Regions from separate parts of the Homo sapiens genome. Here region 1 is linked to region 2. A link is an interaction called in ENCODE POLR2A ChIA-PET data of the cell type or tissue named here. Cell type or tissue: endothelial cell of umbilical vein. All regions are shown on one strand. Links, peaks and the distances in the headings refer to the core of each region. The heading gives the core; the rest is flanking DNA.

What was found. ChIA-PET counts read pairs that join two places held together with the same protein. Peaks named below come from ENCODE experiments on the same cell type or tissue, not always from the same donor. Only the 100,000 strongest peaks of a DNase experiment are listed, where the experiment ranks them.
Region 1: POLR2A ChIA-PET joins it to region 2 with 6 read pairs; 2 of 35 experiments call an interaction of 5 or more read pairs at or near these places.

What each region holds. Positions count from the first base shown.
Region 1 is chr15:41,739,360-41,742,463 of GRCh38, reverse strand. MGA (MAX dimerization protein MGA) reads right to left here. Exons shown (of 24, transcript NM_001400225.1): 14 at 2,261-2,558. Among named protein-coding and RNA genes, the nearest start is that of MAPKBP1, 34 kb to the left of the region's middle. In endothelial cell of umbilical vein, for the core only: no CTCF peak of the experiment used is centred there; no DNase peak of the experiment used is centred there.
Region 2 is chr15:41,239,855-41,242,958 of GRCh38, reverse strand. All of the region lies in intron 1 of CHP1 (calcineurin like EF-hand protein 1), which reads right to left. Among named protein-coding and RNA genes, the nearest start is that of CHP1, 10 kb to the right of the region's middle. In endothelial cell of umbilical vein, for the core only: no CTCF peak of the experiment used is centred there; a DNase peak (open chromatin) is centred at 1,568.

The sequences.
Region 1 (3,104 bases), core at 99-2,598, 500 kb before region 2:
TGCACTACTGGGTCAATTTCTTACAGGTACTACCTACCTGTATTATTTGTGCCAATTTCTTTTTTTTCTTTTTTAAGATGGAGTTTCTTTCTTGTTGCCCAGGCTAGAGTGCAATGGCGCGATCTCGGCTCACTGCAACCTCTGTCTCCCAGGTTCAAGCAATTCTCCTGCCTCAGCCTTCCCGAGTAGCTGGGATTACAGGCACATACCACCAAACCCAGCTAATTTTTGTATTTTTAGTAGAGACAAGGTTTCTCCATGTTGGTCAGGCTGGTCTTGAACTCCCGACATCAGGTGATCTGCCTGCCTCGGGCCTCCCAAAGTGCTAGGATTACAGGTGTGAGCCACCACACCCAGCATCTGAGCTTATTTCTACTCTCAGAAATCAAACGCTTGCCTTGACCAAAAACAAACCTCAGTTCTAACAAGAAAGGGATTAAAATTGAGTGTTCCAGGCCAGACACAGTGACTCACACCTGTAATCCCAGCACTTTGGGAGGCCGAGGTGGGCAGATCACGAGGTCAGGAGTTCAAGACCAGCCTGGCCAACACGGTGAAACCCCGTCTCTACTAAAAATACAAAAATTACCAGGGCATGGTGGCACGTGCCTGTAATCCCAGCTACTCAGGAGGCTGAGGCAGGAGAATGGTTTGAACCCAGGAGGTGGATGCTGCAGTGAAATGAGATAGTGCCACTGCACTCCAGCCTGGGAGACAGAGCAAGACTCTGTCTTGAAAGAAAAATTAAAAAATTAAATAGAGTGTTCCTACTAAAATTCTTTTGACTGTGCAATATATTCAAACTGTCAGGATACTAAAAAGACAATACAGTAGCAAAAACTTCATCACCTAATACAGATAAAAGAAAATGAGAGGGTTTGTTTCCCCCAATTTCTAATGTAAAAACTTGTTTCTACCATTTCCTCCTGTCTGAGCACTCTCACCTCTTTACAGCTGTGCTATTATGAGATGCTTACGTATTACATATTCCTAAAATATATAAAGACATTTCTCCAAACAGATCAGGATAGGATTGCTTTTTTTACTCCCCTTAATCACAACTGAAGCTGCCTTAATAAAAGGTAAAATAGATTCTTTTTTTTTTTTTTTTTTTTTTGGAGATGGAGTCTCACTCTGTCACCAGGCTGGAGTGCAGTGGCACGATTTCGGATTACTGCAACCTCTGCCTCCCGGGTTCAAGTGATTCTCCTGCCTCAGCCTCCCCAGTAGCTGGGACTACAGGCGCATGCCACCACTCCCGGCTAATTTTTGTATTTTTAGTAGAGATGGGGTTTCACCATGTTGGCCAGGATGGTCTCTATCTCTTGACCTCGTGATCCACCCGCCTCGGCCTCCCAAAGTGCTGGAATTACAGGAGTGAGCCACCGCGCCCGGCCAAAATAGGTTTTAAGGCAAACAATAAATATCTTCTATCTTCACACAACTCTAACCATTCAGCCAGAGATTTCAACTGACACTCTTACCTAACATTCCTAACAGATTTGAAACAACAAAAAGAGGAATTCAATAAACCAACTATAGATACTCTCAATGCTAAAACACAAATGTTTCAAGAAGGTAATTTATTACAGACTTCAGCATTTAAATGTTAAGGAAAAGAGAGATTTTCATTCATAGAACAGAGATGAATGGAATAAATCAACACTTTCAAAATTGTATTTATAGGAGCTTTCCACTTTAAGCCTATACTACTTACACCACTAGCTTTTGCTAGCTCCTTGGTTTCATAAGTTTAAGAAGTATCAACAGAAGCATTTACATAGCACCAGCAAGAGTTCAACAAGAGGCCAGAAACACCAGTCCTCACAGGAAAATAGTAAACTATTTTTAATTTAGTAAAATATTTTAGTAAATAATTTAGTATAATAGTAAACTATTTTTAAATGTCTTCCCTTTTTAGAAACAAAATTAAAATCCTTAAGTCTTTTCTACATTAATAACAACCAGTCTGAAAACCTTAAAAATAACTATAAAACTTGCCTTCAAGTCAGTGTTATTAAAAAATAAAAAATATATATAAAACCAAGAAATTAACTATAAAACAACTCAATTCATCTAATATTGCAGGTTATCAGACGTTAACCCCAAACAATCAAAAAAGTCCAGGCAAGACAGACAACAAGAATAAGAATAATGCCAAAGTACATATTTCTCTAATTTTTACAACCTCCATACCTGTACCCACTGTCCCACCACCAAGTCATAGGCCTTTCCAAACCATACATACACCCCAACTTACCAATTGGCCGTTTTGCTGGGACAAACGCCTTCAGATTCTTCCCAGGGCGATTTGTTGCAGTGCCAGAGGAGGATGCCATTTTGGAATTGGATGTTGAAGGCAACAGGGTACGTGGTTTCCTGGATGCAGCCACCTTGGCATTGGATGCTACCTTGGAGATGACAGTACTGAGGGTTGAGAGGTCCAGGACTGAGGGTCGCAACCTGCCTGTGATATAAGCAGCTAGCCTATTGGCTGGATGCAATGCCCCCATCTGTCCCAATAGCAACTTAGCCTGCGGGTAACTCTTACCATTAACCTGAAACAAGTGGCAAAGAGAAATTCTGTAAAGATAAAATTCTCTTGCTAACTCCTCTCCCTTGACAGGGGCTTCATTTTTACAAGTTTTCATAAGTCTATTTTTCAGATTTAAAAGGGAAAAAGAAGTAGACTTTTTCCATTTAGAATAATCTGAGTAATCAGAAGGTAGAAAAATGCTGTCAACTGATATTCTGAACTAATCTCATCTCCTTCATATTGTAGTTTGAAAATAGAGAATCGGAAACTCATCATTTCTGCATCCTAGTTATGTGAAAGTTATCATCAAATCTAAACAACTAGAATTATCCAATTGTTTTCCTTGTAAATAAGGCATTCTGGTTAAGCTATTAACCTCATCAGCAAAAATGAGTGTCCCACAGAATCTCTCTGATAAGACCAGAGAGACATAATGAAGCTCTCACACAAGGGTCCTTTCAAGCATCCTTCATATTTGAAAAATATAAGTGAAATCTACTTTAAGTTATAAGACAATCATTGTTGCAATAACCTAAGCCACAATTACCTCACAGTTTTTCATTTTCAA
Region 2 (3,104 bases), core at 423-2,922:
TTTTTCTTTTTTTCTGAGATGGGGTTTCACTCTCGTTGCCCAGGCTGGAGTGCAATGGCACAATCTTGGCTCACTGCAACCTCTGCCTCTCGTGTTCAAGCGATTCTCCTGCCTCAGCCTCCCAAGTAGCTGGGATTACAGGCGCCCACCACCATGCCCAGCTAATTTTGTATTTTTAGTAGAGACAGGGTTTTGCCATGTTGACCAGGATGGTCTTGAACTCCTGACCTCAGGTGATCCACCTGCCTCAGCCTCCCAAAGTGCTGGGATTACAGGCATGAGCCACCATGCCCGGCCTATTTTGCTTATTTTTTAAATTTTATTTTATTTTATTTTTGGGGGACAGAGCCTCAACTTTGTCGCCCAGGCTGGAGTGCAGTGGTACAATCTCAGCTCACTGTAACCTCCACCTCCTGGGTTCAAGCGATTCTCGTGCCTCAGTCTCCCAAGTAGCTGGGATTACAGGCATGAGCCACAGTTCCAGCTAAAAAATGCATGTTTTGATTGAAAAAATATCCATGATCAGTTTGCTGTTTCAGGCTGTACTGCTAGGTAGGTGTACGGCTAGGTAGGTGATGTGTACGGCTAGGTAGGTGTTGGGTGTACAATATTTGATTGGGGTACATCAAACAGATTCTATTTTAAAACTCTGGTTTACTCCTACACCAAGCATTAAAGGCTTTATCTTTTCCCTTGGAAAACATAAAGATCAACCTCTTTTCTGTGATGGCATGAGCTTCACTGAGTTCCCAGGAAGGGAACTGGCTCCAAGGAAGCAAATTAGGCAAATTCGTAAAATGGTCATGCTATCATCAGATGACATCTACCAGAAAGCTATTTTGCTCCTCATTTTGGATTTAGTCCATAAACTCAAGATACAAGTTGACAATTAAAATGAGGCAATAATGGCAGGTACATAATAATACTAAAAACTCAAAAAGGCCTTTCTGGGAAATAGTTTAGTCTCCTGATAGATTGGAAGTAAGAGAGGGGAAACAAACAGAGGAGAAAAGACAACAGCCAAAAAGGGTGTGACAAGTGTGGACTTTGTCCGAGGCTGTACCTTCAGAGGTTTAAAGGGGTGGCCAAAGTCATTCAGATAAGGTGTCCTCCTCCCTCAGCTCATGAAACAAAAATGTACTTGTAGTGTTGGGAACAATGGGACAAAGTGAACAGGGACAAGCAGGTAGTGAGTGGCCCAGAGCTGGGATAAGAGGACACACTATGTGTGGCTGTGAATTCTTCAGCATCAGGTTTCACCCTCGAAGCTGGGCTCTGTTCTGTCCTAGTGCTCTAAAGTGATCACTGAGCAGAGAAGGCAAAAGCATTTCCATCGGGGCAGAGCCAGCAGGGATCCAGCCACTAAGGAGACAGTTGTGGACTGTTTTGCCAGCCGGACAGGTATAAATGGCTCACTGTAAAGTGTACACACTTGTGAGGGTTAGGCAGACAGATTCTGATTCCATTGCTAGCACCATGGCTTACCAGAGAGAGGTAAGTGAATGGGATTGTAGAGCGAACTCACCAGTCAATGAAAGGAAAATGCTTGGCAAAGTGCCAGGCACATGGCAAGCACTCCAGATTAGCTATTATCAGCATCATGCTTACATCCTGAGCCTGAAGGCACAAGTATTACTGCTGCACTAATTACTCTCCATTTCCCTCCTGACTTTGCCAGTTACAACCGTTTTCTTTAAGAACTTGACCAGTCTATCCCAGTTCTGGCCTCAGGCCTCAAAGGCTATTCTTGTACTAAAGTTCCCTTTAGTTTAACAAAAATAAGTCAGTTAAAGAATTACTAAATTTCAGGCTGGGCGCAGTGGCTCACGCCTGTAATCTCAGCACTTTGGGAGGCCAAGGCGGGCGGATGCTGAGGAAAAGAGATCGAGACCATCCTGGCCAACATGGCGAAACCTCGTCTCTACTAAAAATACAAAAATCTGCTGGGTGTGGTGGCGTCTGCCTCTAGTCCCAGCTACTTGGGAAGCTGAGGCAGGAGAATCACTTGAACCAGGGAGGCGAAGGTTGCAGTGAGCGGAGATCACGTCACTGCACTCCAGACTGGTGACAGAACAAGACTCTGTTTCAAAAAAAAAAAGAATTACTAAGTTTCCCAAAAGATTTTTTGAAAAAAACAAAATTTGTTCACAATCCCAACACTGCCATTTTCATTTCTTCATAGATCTTTTTTTTTTTTTTTTTTTTGAGATAGAGTTTCGCTCTTCTTGCCCAGGCTGGAGCGCAATGGCACAATCTTGGCTCACCACAACCTCCGCCTTCTGGGTTCCCGTGATTCTCCAGCCTCAGCCTCCCAAGTAGCTGGAATTATAGGCATGCGCCACCACACCCAGCTAATTTTGTATTTTTAGTAGAGACAGGGTTTCTCCATGTTGGTCAGGCTGGTCTTAAACTCCCAACCTCGGGTGATCCACTCACCTCGGCCTCCCAAAGTGCTGGGATTACAGGCATGAGCCACCGCGCCCAGCTCTTCATATATCATCTAATATCAGTTACTCGTGTACTTTACAAAGTTGTAATAGCTTGCTTTTCATTTAGTAATTCATACTTTTTCTATATTGCTTTGGAGTCCTTCTTTATCCAATTTATATAATTTTAAAATTGGTAGAAATGTTATCTAATCCGACCCCTTCAATGAACAAATGAGAGCCAGGCATGATGGCTGGCGCCTATAATCCCAGCACTTCCAGAGGCAGAAGCAGGACAATGATTTGAGGCCAGGAGTTCAAGACCAGGCTGGGGAACAAAATAAAAATAAAAATAAAAAATAAAATTATTTTAAACCAAAAAAATCCACAAATGAGCCATTAAACATCTTTCTAATCTATATCATCTAAAATAACTGGGCACTGAGGCTGGGCGTGGTGGCTCACACCTGTAATCCCAGCTGTAATCCCAGCACTTTGGGAGGCCGAGGCGGGCGGATCACGAGGTCAGGAGATTGAGACCATCCTGGCTAACACGGTGAAACCCTGTCTCTACTACAAATACAAAAAATTAGACGGGCGTGGTGGCAGGCACCTGTAGTCCCAGCTACTCGGGAGGCTGAGGCAGGAGAATGGTTTGAACCTGGGAGGCGGAGCTTG